2 separate regions of the Homo sapiens genome follow, and region 1 is linked to region 2. A link is a contact called in ENCODE Hi-C or POLR2A ChIA-PET data. All regions are on one chromosome and are shown on one strand. Each heading gives the region's core, a stretch centred on a gene start or an enhancer-like site at or near the end of the contact. The rest is flanking DNA. Distances are from core to core; before and after follow the strand shown. Region 1 overlaps MAD1L1 (mitotic arrest deficient 1 like 1). Region 2 overlaps MAD1L1 (mitotic arrest deficient 1 like 1).

Region 1 (6,175 bases), core at 1,764-4,263, 170 kb after region 2:
CTCGGCAGAGGACAGGAGGAACGAGGCCAGACTCAGCCTCAGAGAACCTTCCTGCATGTGTCTCAGGCAAACTCGTCAACTCAGGCCCCTTCACGAGGCCCAGCCACAGACATAAGGGAGGGGGCAGGCTGCAGCTGCCCCACGACCACCACCACCCCGCCCAGCAGAGGCTGGGGGCACAGACCCATGGTACAGCCCGACAGCAGAGGACGCTGGCCCAGGCGTGGGCCCCACCCTCATAGCCGGTGACCCCCGGCCAGCAGGTCTGCCACTGTACCTCCAGGCTGCCACCCACAGGCGGGCACCCTCCAGGACTGCCAGGAATGACAGCGCACCCGGGGACCCTGCCAGGCACAGAAAGCAAGCAGTGGACCACAGTTGACATGGTTATGATAAACGCACCACGGGTATCCCCCACACCAGCTGCAAGGCGGGAGATGTGAAAGGGGAAGGGGGCAGCCTCCAGGCTCCTGGCTCCACCACACCCCATGGCACCCAGGCACAGGCTCACCCTACTCGGCTCCACCACGCCCCACCCCACGGCGCCCAGGCACGCGCTCACCCCTCTTGGCTCTGCCACACCCCACCCCACGGCACCCAAGCACGCGCTCACCCCACTCAGGCCTCAACGTCCTTGTTTCCGGGACACACAAGAGGAGATGACCGCTAAGGCCTCCTCAGCCAAGACCAAGTGGACAGGACTCAAAACCAGCCCAAAATCCAAAGCAGCACAATGCAGGCAGCGAGGACGTGGGGGCCAGAGCCGGGACACCTGGGGAGGGGGTCTCACTCCGCCCAGGCCTCAGACAGGCGACTGCTCCAATTCATCTCAGTCCACACCACTGAGAAAGCAATGGGGCCGAGGAACAATGGGTCCGAGAATGCCAAGGAACCCAAGCTGGGAGCCAGGCAGTGAATGAGAAAGTGCTTCTCACACCTAGAGAAGCTATGAGGGTGAGAACCCAGGCAGCAGGAGGTGCGGACACCCACAGCCACAGCCGGCCATCCACGGGCACCAGGCCTCTGGAGGTGCAGAAGGGCACGCCCCTGGCACAGGGGATGAGGCAAGAGACACACAGCAGCAGCAGGGGCTGCCCGGACCAGCAGGGAGTGGTGCTGAGTGGGGAAGGGAGACAGTGAGGCCTTGAGGCTGCAGAGGCGTCTGGGACCCCTGGGAGCAGCGCCTGCATCGAGACTCAGCCCATTCTGAGGCTCATGCCTGGGCAGTGTTCCTCAGCAAGGGACGAGGGCCGGGAAAGCAGAAGGGGTGCCCCTGCTGTAGGCTTCTGCACTCAGGTCTCCCAGACCAACGGGGAGGGCACGCTCAGCAGCGCGGTGTCGCACTGGATCAAAGTAAGACGGAACTGAGAGGAAGCTTCACCTCCAGCGGGAGGAAGGCAGCGGAATCACTCATGCGGCGGCTCCATGCCACACAGCTCTGTCTTCTCGGGGCACAGAGGACAGATCAGTGAGGACGCCCGCGACTTCAGACTCTGAAGACACACTTGGAATCACCTTGCTTTGGAGGACTCAAAATGACCTTGAGTCTTTGAGGCCCCAGGACTGGGGCTGACTGCACAGCGCCGTCCTCTGCCAAAGCCCCGTAGCACCAGAGCGCCAGTCACACACCAGGCCTCTGCGCAGAAGGCGCATGGCAAACACCCTCCGTCCACAGATGAGGCCTGCGCAGCACACGCCACGGGGACCCAGGTGCTCAGTCCAGACAGGAACAAGAGACCTCGGGCCCTAAACCCTGTGACAACCAGACACAAAGTGGGCAAGAGTCCCTCCCACTCACCGCAGAGATCCAAATAGCCAGGGTCCCTCTCCCCTGCTGCCTGGGGTCCCACCAACCATGCCGTACGCAGCAGCAGTCACCCAAGCCATCATGTGTATGGTCTCTTGCCTGGTTAACAAGTCAGGAAGGCTACGCTAAGGACGGCCCCCTCAAACAAATGGGCAGGGAGCACAGCACGGCAGACACGTCCATCCAGCACAGCCCTGGTCACGGAGGACACGGCACATGCAAGAGCCGCCTGCTGCCACTGCTCCAGGAGGCCCAAGGGAGCGCACTACCACACCCGATAGCTGCCCGGCATGAGCCAGAGGCAATGAAGATCTACACACCACAGGGCTCACACCACACGCCAGGCATCACGCACCAAGGCCCGGCGTCCCCAGAGGTGGGCCCAAGGGGAAATGGAGGAACAGAAGGAAAGCCCCTGGAGGGCCAAATAAAGGGGTCAGAAAAGACGCTACTCGAACTGGACCTCAAAGGCTGAGCTGGAATTTGCTAAGCCAAGAGGGCAGGTGGGAATTCTTATAGAGGAAACAACAGGAAGGTGCCGGAATGTCTGGGGATGGAGGGCACCCTGGCATGGACACGGAGGCCTCCTGACACGATGGGTGGCAAGGGTGACAGAAACACAAGTGACCCCAGTGCACGTGGCTGAAGAGGGTGAGCTTCACTGAGGCTCCTAAGCGCAGTGGTAGCACAGCCTCCCATGGTCCAGGAAGGAGCATCCCCCAACGCACCGCTAACACTGGTGACCAGACTCCACCCCGACCGCCAGGTCAACATGCAGCAGCCACAGCCTGTCTCACCTGGACCCACAGCCCCGCCTGCCCTGTGCACTCCGGCGCCCGGCCCACTGTGGAGGGTGCAGGTCAGGTGCTCGCTCTGTTCCTCAACAGGAGTTGTTTCCCGCAGCCCCTGCCGCCTTGGCTTCGTTAGCATTCAACAGCAATTTATTCCTCTCTCGCTGCCTTCTTTTGTGCAGCAGAGATAAGTAATGTTTCTAATCTGTGCTATCTCCCAGCTGCAAATGTTCAAGCACTTTTTTCTTTTTATTTAAAAAAATGAAATCTCATTTTAGATTTGCAAAAGAGACAGCTAGCAATCTTTACTGTACTAACAACCCGCCACCCAGAGGCCAGGCGGGAGCGTGGACGGAAGTGAGCGCATCGGGCTGGGAGACAGCCGAATCTCAGAAGTCAGCACTGGGAGATTCATTTCTCTTCTCTTCAAAAAACCCATTAGACGTGGTTCAGAAGAGGTACTCCTACCCGAGACCCAGGAAGCACCCGGGCCGTGGCTTCCTGTGAACAGTCCTCAGGCGTGAGCTCTCAACCCTGCAGGGAGGAGCCCCTGGTAGGCCATTCTGGCCATGAAACTATCCCCAGTGGGACTGGCTGCCGACTGTGAGGAGTCACCTCCCACCAGCCCAGCCCTCGATGCCCCAGGCATGACTCAGAAGAACCAGCACCAATGCTCTTGGTGTCATCTGGGCTAACCTAGCACATGGATTTTCAAACTTCTCACAGCTCAAGCCAAGGGGCTGGCTGTGAGCTCCTTACAGGTAGAGGTCATTCCTTACACTTCGCCCCCAGCCACACAAAGCCCAAAACCGTCTCAGGGACATGGGCATTTAATAACTACCTGTTGATGGATAAGGACATAGGTGAGAAGCAAATCCCAGGCAACCATTGAGGTTTGAGAGACAGGTGCACACTGCTTTACGACGGCCAGCGCAGTCAGCTGCAAGTACTTTCTGTTCCAGACCAGCAGGGAAAATGAGGAGGAAAAGGTCTCAAAGCCCAGCCTGTTTCTGAGCAGAGCTAGGAATCCCAGCTGACTAGATCTCCGCGTTCTCCTTTACTCTTGAAACTCTATGGCAGAAAGCACGGCCTTTTGACCTTGAGCCTTCTGACAGATAGTAAGAAGCATGCCACAGCCAGGCGCTTCTGAGCGTGAAGCACCTGCTTCCTGGAGGGGGTGCCACACTCCAGACATTACAATGCTGGTGCCTTGCTCTGTGGTACTGCCGCTTTGCTTCTGCTTTACCCTACCCACCTGCCCACCCGGCGCGTCTGCCTCGTCCTGGCAGGACAAGCCCTGAGCGGGCCCTGCACCATCTGCAGGCCTCCTGACACCTGAGAGCAGAGATGCTGTCCGTGTCCTGGGCCCTGGCTGCAAACCGGAAGGCGTCCTTGGAAACGGCCGCACTGGGCCAGCACACAGCAAGCAGGGAGAGTGGGAGCCGCGTCCACCCAAGCCCCAGGTCCTGGCCGCAAATCATCACTTCATCTTGGCAGCTCATTCTGTTTTTATCATCAGTTTTAAATAATTAAGCTGGCCCTGAAGGGGGTTGGAGGGTGGGAGGGGAACAGCTCGTTGCCCAAGGCCAAGCCCCAGCGACTGGAGGCGCGGCTCCAGCATGACTCCTGTCGGGAGGGGCGCAGGGGCCTCCAGTGCCCCCCACCTCCACTCTGCAGACACGCCTGACAACTTGACGTTGGTGTTAAAGTCGTATCATTTCTGTAACAGTGCAGTTATTAACGAAGCCTCATTTGCACGTGTCAGGGGAAGAGAAAAATCACCTAATTAACCACTTTCCCCATCAGCAAGAGGATGGGGGGAGTGCTGCCAATTTGTTTTCAACGGCTTCCTTCCCACCCTCAGAAACTTGCTCCCCTTCAATGGGAAAAAACTCATAATCCTTTGTCACAAGGGACTGGAAAAACCCTAGTTTCCACTGTGGGAACATTCATACACCAAAGAGGATGCGGGCTTTTGTGCTATGGGGTCTGCCCTGGGGGGAAGGGCCACAGCCACTGTGCCTGGCGCGAGACTGGGGCTCCACTCCTAAAGGGTCTCCATTCAGGTGGGTGGCATGAGACTGGGGCTCCACTCCTAAAGGGTCTCCATCCAGGTGGGTGGCATGAGACTGGGGCTCCACTCCTAAAGGGTCTCCATCCAGGTGGGTGGCATGAGACTGGGGCTCCACTCCTAAAGGGTCTCCATCCAGGTGGGTGGCATGAGACTGGGGCTCCACTCCTAAAGGGTCTCCATCCAGGTGGGTGGCATGAGACTGGGGCTCCACTCCTAAAGGGTCTCCATCCAGGTGGGTGGCAGGAGACTGGGGCTCCACTCCTAAAGGGTCTCCATCCGGGTGCCTGGCGTGAGACTGGGGCTCCATTCCTAAAGGGCCTCCATCCAGGAGGCTGTGCACCTGGACCCTGAGAGCCAGTAAAGAACAAAGACGCTTCTTCCCTCAACTTACCAAAGTGAGCAGCCTCTATGCTGCCACCCACCAGACTACCGGCTCCATGCTCACCAAAGTGAACAGCTTCTATGCTGCTCACCCACTAGACTGTTGGCTCCGTGCACACAGGGCCACAGCTGTCTCAGTCACCATCACAGCCCAAGCTGGCCCACGCCTGACACATGCTGGATAAACACATACCAGGCAGGAGAAGGAGGAGTGCAGTCCAGTGCACACAGGGGGCTCTGCAGCTGGGAAGACCCTGACTGGAGGTCTGAATCTGCCATGGGTGGGAGTGGGCAGATCACACAGCCTCGCTGACCTTGGACCCTCCTGTCTGACTCAGGACTGAGTCTCCCCAGCAGAAGAGGCTGAGAGCACAGGATAAGGTGAAAACGCAGGCTAGGTCCTGGCACCAGTCACAGGGCAGACTCTCAACAGATGCCAAGTCCTGCCACTGCACCCACCATCATCACCAACACTGCCACTGTCACCACAACCACCATCACCACCGTCACCGTCACCACCGCCACCGTCGCCACCGCCACCACCACCACCGCCACTGTCACCATCACCACCATCACTATCACCACCACCACCGCCACTGTCACCATCACCACCGTCACCATCACCGCCGTCACCATCACCATCACCACCGCCACCATCACCACCGTCACTATCACCACCGTCACCATCACCACCACCATCACTAGCACTCTCACCATGTCACCATCACCACTGTCACCCTCACCACCACTGCTACTGTCACCACTCACCACCACTGCTACTGTCACCACTCACCACTGTCACCAATAACCACCATCACCACCATTCTCACGTCACCATCACCACCACCGTCACCATCACAACTGTCACCATCACTCTCACCACATCCCCATCACCACTGTCACCATCGGTGACACCACGGTCTCCACCACCCTCGCACCATCATCGCCACTGTCACTATCTCCACTGTCACCAGCACTCTCAGGACCACTCTCCACACCATCACCACCGTCACCAGCACTCTCACCACGTCCCCACCATCACCACTGTCACCATCAGTGACACCACGGTCACCGCCACCCTCGCACCATCATGGCCGTCACCGTCTCCACCGTCACCAGCAC
Region 2 (6,907 bases), core at 3,219-5,718:
TAATTCTAAAATTAACTTAGAATAATAAACAGGTAAGAAAACCTTTAAGTCAAAAAAAAGGATAAATGAAATTAAAAAAAACAAAAGATCTGAATACAGACCCGATTTTGCCTAAGTTTTAATAAAGATGAAGGTATAAATCTACGGGGAAGGAAGGATTCTGAGATAAATGGCCCTAGGGCAATTGTTTAGTGATCTGGAAAAAAAATCAATTTAGATCTCGACCTCATACCATACACCAAAATAAGTTTCAAGTAGATTAAATCTTTAAATATAAAAATAAGCTCAAAGAGCCCAGAAGAAAATAGAATTATTTATCAAATCACTAAAGTACTTACTAAGCTTAAAAGCAACGGAATTAACAGATAAGAGAGAACCTGAAGACGAGGGGTTCAGGTTCTGGGAAAGATGAAGAAACCAATCAGCCCTGTCTCTCCCTGAGGCAGCTCTGACGATGGAGGGAGTGCAGCCAGCAGCCGACTACAGACCTGGAGAGCCACAGGCTGCAGGCGGGCTGAGGTCGGAACCCAGAACCACTAGCATCACCAGCCCAGCGGCGAGCGCCCTGCTTCCAGCTGCGAGAGACATGCAGCTGGACCTGGCCGCGCCGCGTCTTTACTGCGCTGCACCCCACGAGCCACGAAGGCAGAGTCTCCATTCACACAGACCTCCCACGCCTCGCCTCAGCAGCTTGCCGTTGTCGGCGTGCTGTGGTGTTAGTGATGCCTGCAGATTTCATCTTCAGAAGAGTGAACAGAAACGGCATGTTTTTAATTTCGGTTTCCACATGTGCACTGCTATTGTGTAATATTTACAGAACTACACAGACACACGGACATATTTCTCATAAAGTGAGCTCAGCAAGGTTGCAGGATACAAGAGCCACACACAGAAATCCCGGGTGAACTCGCTCGACTCGTTTTTATCTTGTGATTTTCGACATAATCACGCCACCTGTGAAGAGGAAAAGGGTCGGTCCTGCCTTTCCAGTCCGTGTGCCTTCGACCTCCTCACCCTGCTGCCCATCTGGGGCTCTGGGACATGGACCAAGGCGGTGAGAGGGAAGGCCTCTGCCTGAGTCGGCGTTTCCCAGTCCCTCACCAGCCAGGTCTGCGGTGAGCTGCACGGTTTCTGCAGATGCTCTTTGGCAAACTTGGGGGTTCTCGGCTTCTCCTGGTTTGCCGAGTTTCCCCATGAACGTGTGTTGGGCCTCGCTGACTGCATTTGTGCATCCGTTGGTTTGGCCATGTAATTTTTCCTTTTGGCGAGCTGACGCGATGGATTGTACCAGCTGACGCTCGACACCAACCCAGCCTTGCACTCTCAGAAAACAGAAAATAGCCCCGCAGTGTTCTTCAGTTTTGCCACTGGTTTTGAAGTTGGGGTAAATGCTTGCTTCACAGAGTGAGTTGGGAAGTGCTCCCTCTTCTGTTTTCTTGGAGAGTTTTGGCAAATTGGTGCTAAGTTTTCTTTAAGTGTTTGGTAGAATTCACCAGAAAACCATCTGGGCCTGGAGATATCCTTTTTTGGAAGCTTTTTGATTGTGGATTCAGTTATTTAATGGTTCTAGGATTAATGAGACGATCTATTTCATACTGGGTGAGTTCTGCAGTCTGTGGTTGAAGCTTGCTGGAGTTTCTGTCACTGGTTGGGTGTTTGCCCTGGTGCTACCCAGTCTGGACTTGGGGACCCCTAAAACCTGGGAGTGAGCACAAGACGCACACAGCTTGTCAAGAGAAGCCTGAGAGGCAGTGTGGGAAATTCTGTCTGTCTCCATCCTCTTCTACCCTGACACCCAGGCAATCCTGCGCTCTTCCGCCCCGGCACCCTGGCACCCCCGCGCTCTTCCGCCCCGGCAGCCGGGCAACCCCGCGCTCTTCCGCCCCGGCACCCGGGCAATCCTGCGGAGGTACAGCCACAGCTGGACAGACGCCTAGAGCCCAAGAGTGGGCCCCTCCCTCCAGACAGGGTGCGTGGGGCATGTCCTGCCCTGTTCCAACGCTGTGGCTGGCGTTGGCCGTGAAGGCGGCTGTGGCCGTGGGACTGACTGCACAGCACAGTGGGCAAGCCTTGCCTGGCTCTGTGGCCAGAAGGCAGTGAAGGGAACCCTGGGTCACCTGGGAAGTGCTGGGTGCTCAGAGTGGCTCTGGAAGGTGCCCTCTAAGCTGGGCATGGGGCTCTGACCCTAATCAGCACCCCACAGGTGTGAGAGTTGGACTCTGAGCTAGACCACACCAGGACCCAGCCAGGACTGTGGAGGACACAAGGTTCAATGGCCTGGGAAACTCGGCAAAGAGCCTGAAATGGAAGTGCCATCAGGAAATGCTGAAACCAACAGAAATTTACATTCTCCAGAGAACTTAAGAAAGACCTAGAATCTCGGGATATTCAAAACATCCAGAATGCAATCTAAAATTAAGCAGCATGAAAAGAACCGGGAAAACAGAAACCTGCCAGGGAAAACACGACCAACAGGCGCCAAGATGACGGAGATGCTGGAATTATCGAGTGAGATTTTAAAGACGCTCCAAGAAGCAAGTGATTGGAAAACACAGACTTAACTTTTCACAGTATCTTAGAGATGATGCCGTGCCACTAAGCTTGGTGTAGAAAGCACATCACCACAGGAGTCCTTCTCGCGGCAGGGTGGCAGGCATTACACCCACACACGCTGGAACCCAGCAGACAATGTGGGCACATGAATTCCTTCCCGTCCTTTAACTTAAAACACCACCACACTTGGAGTGTCTGAAAGCCTCTCTCATCTGCACGGAGGGGAAAGGGGAGATTTCTTTGAGTGACTGCAGGTTGCTCATCAGAAACCACAGAAGCCAGAAGATGGGGAAACAGTGTCGATTTTTAAAGTGCTAGGAGACAAGAACCACTCTCCCAGAACCCCACATCCAGCAATGGTATCCTTCAGTAACGAGGTGGGGTGAGGACACTGCTGGGCAAGCAAACGCTGAGAGAACCTACTCTAAAGAAGCCCCGAAGGAAGTCCTGCCAAACCAGAAATGATCCCAGGGGAACCCAGGAACGCCAGGAAAGAAGGAAGAGGCAAAACCACAAACTACTTTTTGCCTCTTATGTTTTATAAAATAGGCATGACAGTTAAGAGCAAGAATTGTAATATTTCTTGGTGGGGTTTTCCACATATAGAGAGTAAGTACATAGGACTACTACAACATAAAGGGAGGCAGGGAGAAGCCTACGTCGTGGTGAAATCCTGACGTTTCCACCTGAAATGATAAAATATGAATTATAAGTGCACCGTGAAATGTTAAGCTTGCACATTGTAAACCACAGAAAAATCACTTTAAAAGTATACAAATAGATATAATAAAGACATAGATACATCAAAATGGAGTATAAAAAAGGCCAAATAACCTGAAATAGGTAGGAAAGAGAAAACGGGAATAAAAAATGGAGGACAAACAGAAAACTAATCATAAAATGTACCTAAATCCAAATGCATAAAAAATTACATTAACTATAAATGGCCAAAACACATCTATTAATCGGCAGAACACACATACCTATCAGGTGCACATGGGACATTTTGAGGTTATCAAATTATCAGCTACCAAATAAACTTTAAATTGCAAAGAAAGTGAATCGTAGAAAGTGCGTTCCCTCAACATAATGAAATTGAACAGAAATTACCCAGAAAATCAGGGAGAGACACTTTGAAATTAAAAAGCATCCTTCTAAATCTGTATGGATCACAGCAGGCATCCTAGTCTATTGGCGGCGCTATCACAGAATACCTGAGATTAATTTATAACGACCCGAAGTTTATAGGCTCACAGTTCTGGAGGCTGGCAAGTCCGAGATCAAGGCACCAGCTTCTGGCAAGGGCTTTCCTGAGGCGCCATCACATGGTGGACGGCAGGAGGGCAGATACAGAGAGCCAACTAACAGAAGCCCCTTTTACAACAGCACGAATCCACTCACCAAGGTGGAGCCCACGTGACCTCAACGCCTCCCAGGAGGCCCCACCTCCCAACACCATCACTCTGGGATGAAGTTTCCAACACGTGGACTTTGGAGGCCACGTTCAAACTATGGTACATCTTAATGGAAATTTGAAAATGTTTTGAACTGAACACACATAAAAATACAACATTATCAAAATGTGTGAAATGCTGCTAATGCAGCACTCAGATGCAAATTTCTAACACGGAACGCTTACGTTGGAAAGCAGAAAAGATCTCAAATATGCAATCTAATCTTCCACCTGAAGAGGCCAGAAAAAAAGGAGAGCAAACTAAAACTAAAGCAGGCAGAAGGAAGGAAACACAAAACTACAACAGCAAAATATCAATGAAACCAAAAACTAGGTCTCTAAGGAGATCAGTGAAATTTATACATCTCCAGAAAGGCTAACAGACAAAAAAAGAAAAAAGAAAAAAAAAGACATAAACGACCAGTATCAGGAAGGAAGGAGTACCGCTACGAACCCAGCAGGCACGATAAAATCAGCGAGGCAAGAGCACAGACAATTCACTGCTCATACATTTGATCACAGATATAATGAACCAGTTCCTCACAATAAAAAAAACCCCAAAACCTACATTCTACCAACATTCAGCTGAGATGAAAGAACTCACTATTCCTGTAATGATTAGAACCTGCCACAACCACAATCCCTAGGCCCAGATGGTTTCACCAGCAAATTCTACAAAACATTTAAAGAAGTAACACCAATTCTATATAATCTCCTCTAGGACATAAAAGGGGGAATACTTCCAATTCACTTCATTCATTACGTGTATACTACAACCAGACAAGGGCAGTACAAGAAAGCTACAGACCAATATGAACACAGACGTGAAGATTACTGACGATGTCAGCAAGATGAACTCAGCAACATGTAAAAATACTATGCCATAACCAAGGGGGGGGTTTATTCCAGGAATGCAGAGTTGGCTCAACGTTGGAAACTTCCCAAAAAAATCACAATGACACACTGTCAATCACACTAACGGTGTAAGGGAAAAAAAACATACGATCCCATCAATTGATGCAGGAAAAGCATCTGACAGACGCCAACATCCTACATGATAAACACTCTCAGCAAACTAAGAATGGAAAGAGCGTTTTCAGCTTGATAAGGAAAAACCACAAATAAACTGCAGCTAGCAGCACGCCTCATGGAGGAGGATGGACTGCTCTCCCTGCAAGGTGAGGAGAAAGGCCAGGATCTCTGTTGCCCCATCTCCTACTCAGCACCATACTAAGGTCCTAGACAGGGCAACACAGCAAGAAAACAAAATAGAAGACATATGGATCTTAACAAAATAAGCAAAACTGTCCCTATTCACAGGTGCTATGACTGCAAAGGATTAGAAAACAAAATCAAAACAGCAACTAACCCAGATGTAAGAAGTGAGTTCAGCAAGGTCATGGGTTACAAAGCCAGCATAAACATCCGTCATACATCTACACACACGCACTGAACACCTGGGACCCATAAAAACAAGCCTACAAATAATTACATAGCTCCAACACTAACAATAAAACCAACAAAACCATGTGTATTTCTAACAAAAAAGGGGTGGGTGGGTACGGTGAAAACCACAAAATGTGGATGAAAGAAAATAAGAAGAACGTAAATAAATGGAGAGCTACATTGTGTTCATGTATCGGAAGACTCACTGCAACCAAGATGTAGATGCTCCCCAGACTGACTGACAGATGCAGTAATTCCTCTAAAAATCTGAGCAGGCGTTTTGCAGGTAAAGACAAGCTGAATGTAAATCTTGTCCATAAAGTGGGGGATTGTGCTGCTGATTTCGAGACTTACTACGAAGCTACAGTAATCAATACCGTGGGGTGTTATTAACAGCAAAGGAACAGACGCTTAGATCAAGGGAACAGAAGAGAAGGTGTAGAAAGAGACCCCCATAACGCATGGCCAACTGGTTTTGGACAAAGGTGCAAACATAATTCAATGGTGGCAGGACAGTCAGTTCAATAATAATGGCACAATTGGACATCCATATAAAAACAAAAAAGAAAAGTAGCTTGAACTCAAGCTCACACCATGGGCAAAAACTAACTCAAAATGGGTCACAGATTTAAATGTGAACTTAAAACCTTTTAGTAGAAAACAAGAAAAAATATGTTTGGCCTGGAGTTATGCAGAGAGTTTCTGGATCTGACCCCTATAAAAGAAAACCTGATCATCAGCATGCACCCAGATGAAAAGCATTTGCTCCGAGGAACACAGGGTCAGAAAATGAAGAGGCTCGTCACGGGCTGGGAGAAGATATTTATCAGCTATATACTCAACTTGGATTCACCCCAAACTCAATACTAACAATTCAATTAAAAAATAGGCAGCACCAAGCAGCACGTGGGGGGCAGCTACTTCTCCAGACAGTGGAGAGCCACCAGCTCGTGCCCGAGGCCTTGGCTGACGTCACATCACTTCTGTCTCCAGCACTACAGTCGGAGCCCACGACGGAACACCTGCCACACCTGCTGCTGCTCCCCACGACCCGCCGGTCCCTAGAGGAGCCCATGACGGAACTCCCGCCACGCCTGAGACTGTTCCCCACCACCCGCCGGTCCCTAAAGGAGCCCACGACGGAACTCCTGCCACGCCAGACACTGCTCCCCACCACCCGCCAGTCCCTAGAGGAGCCCACGACAGAACTGCCACACCTGACACTGCTCCCGACGACCCGCCGGTCCCTAGAGGAGCCCACGACGGAACTCCTGCCACGCCAGACACTGCTCCCCACCACCCACCAGTCCCTAGAGGAGCCCACGACAGAATTGCCACACTTGACACTGCTCCCCACGACCCACCGGTCCCTAGAGGAGCCCACGACGGAACTCCTGCCACACCTGAGACTGTTCCCCATGACCTGCAGGTCCCTAGATGGCAGGACCCAGGCAG

What was found. A loop is a pair of places that touch in the nucleus more often than their neighbours do. ChIA-PET counts read pairs that join two places held with the same protein, here RNA polymerase II (POLR2A). Pooled maps may share reads with other maps.
Region 1: a loop to region 2 is called in a map of B cell, with 3 times the contacts of the local background. The contact joins two enhancer-like sites. A Hi-C loop is called at or near these places in 5 of 168 maps with a recorded cell type or tissue (B cell, CD4-positive, alpha-beta T cell, dorsolateral prefrontal cortex and 2 more), 3 of 37 single-sample maps with no recorded cell type and 9 of 50 pooled maps. POLR2A ChIA-PET finds 5 or more read pairs at or near these places in 3 of 52 experiments (AG04450, B cell and activated B cell).

Annotation. Positions count from the first base shown.
Region 1 is chr7:2,096,643-2,102,817 of GRCh38, forward strand. The region is part of intron 11 of MAD1L1 (mitotic arrest deficient 1 like 1); the gene reads right to left. Among named protein-coding and RNA genes, the nearest start is that of SNORA114, 11 kb to the left of the region's middle. RefSeq lists an enhancer at 3,817-3,866. Within about 2 kb of position 3,014, at least 4 of the 41 ENCODE cell types and tissues checked have a DNase peak (open chromatin) inside an H3K27ac peak, as active enhancers do; they include B cell, where a contact is called at or near this core.
Region 2 is chr7:1,921,628-1,928,534 of GRCh38, forward strand. All of the region lies in intron 17 of MAD1L1 (mitotic arrest deficient 1 like 1), which reads right to left. Among named protein-coding and RNA genes, the nearest start is that of MIR4655, 81 kb to the left of the region's middle. Within about 2 kb of position 4,469, at least 4 of the 41 ENCODE cell types and tissues checked have a DNase peak (open chromatin) inside an H3K27ac peak, as active enhancers do; they include B cell, where a contact is called at or near this core.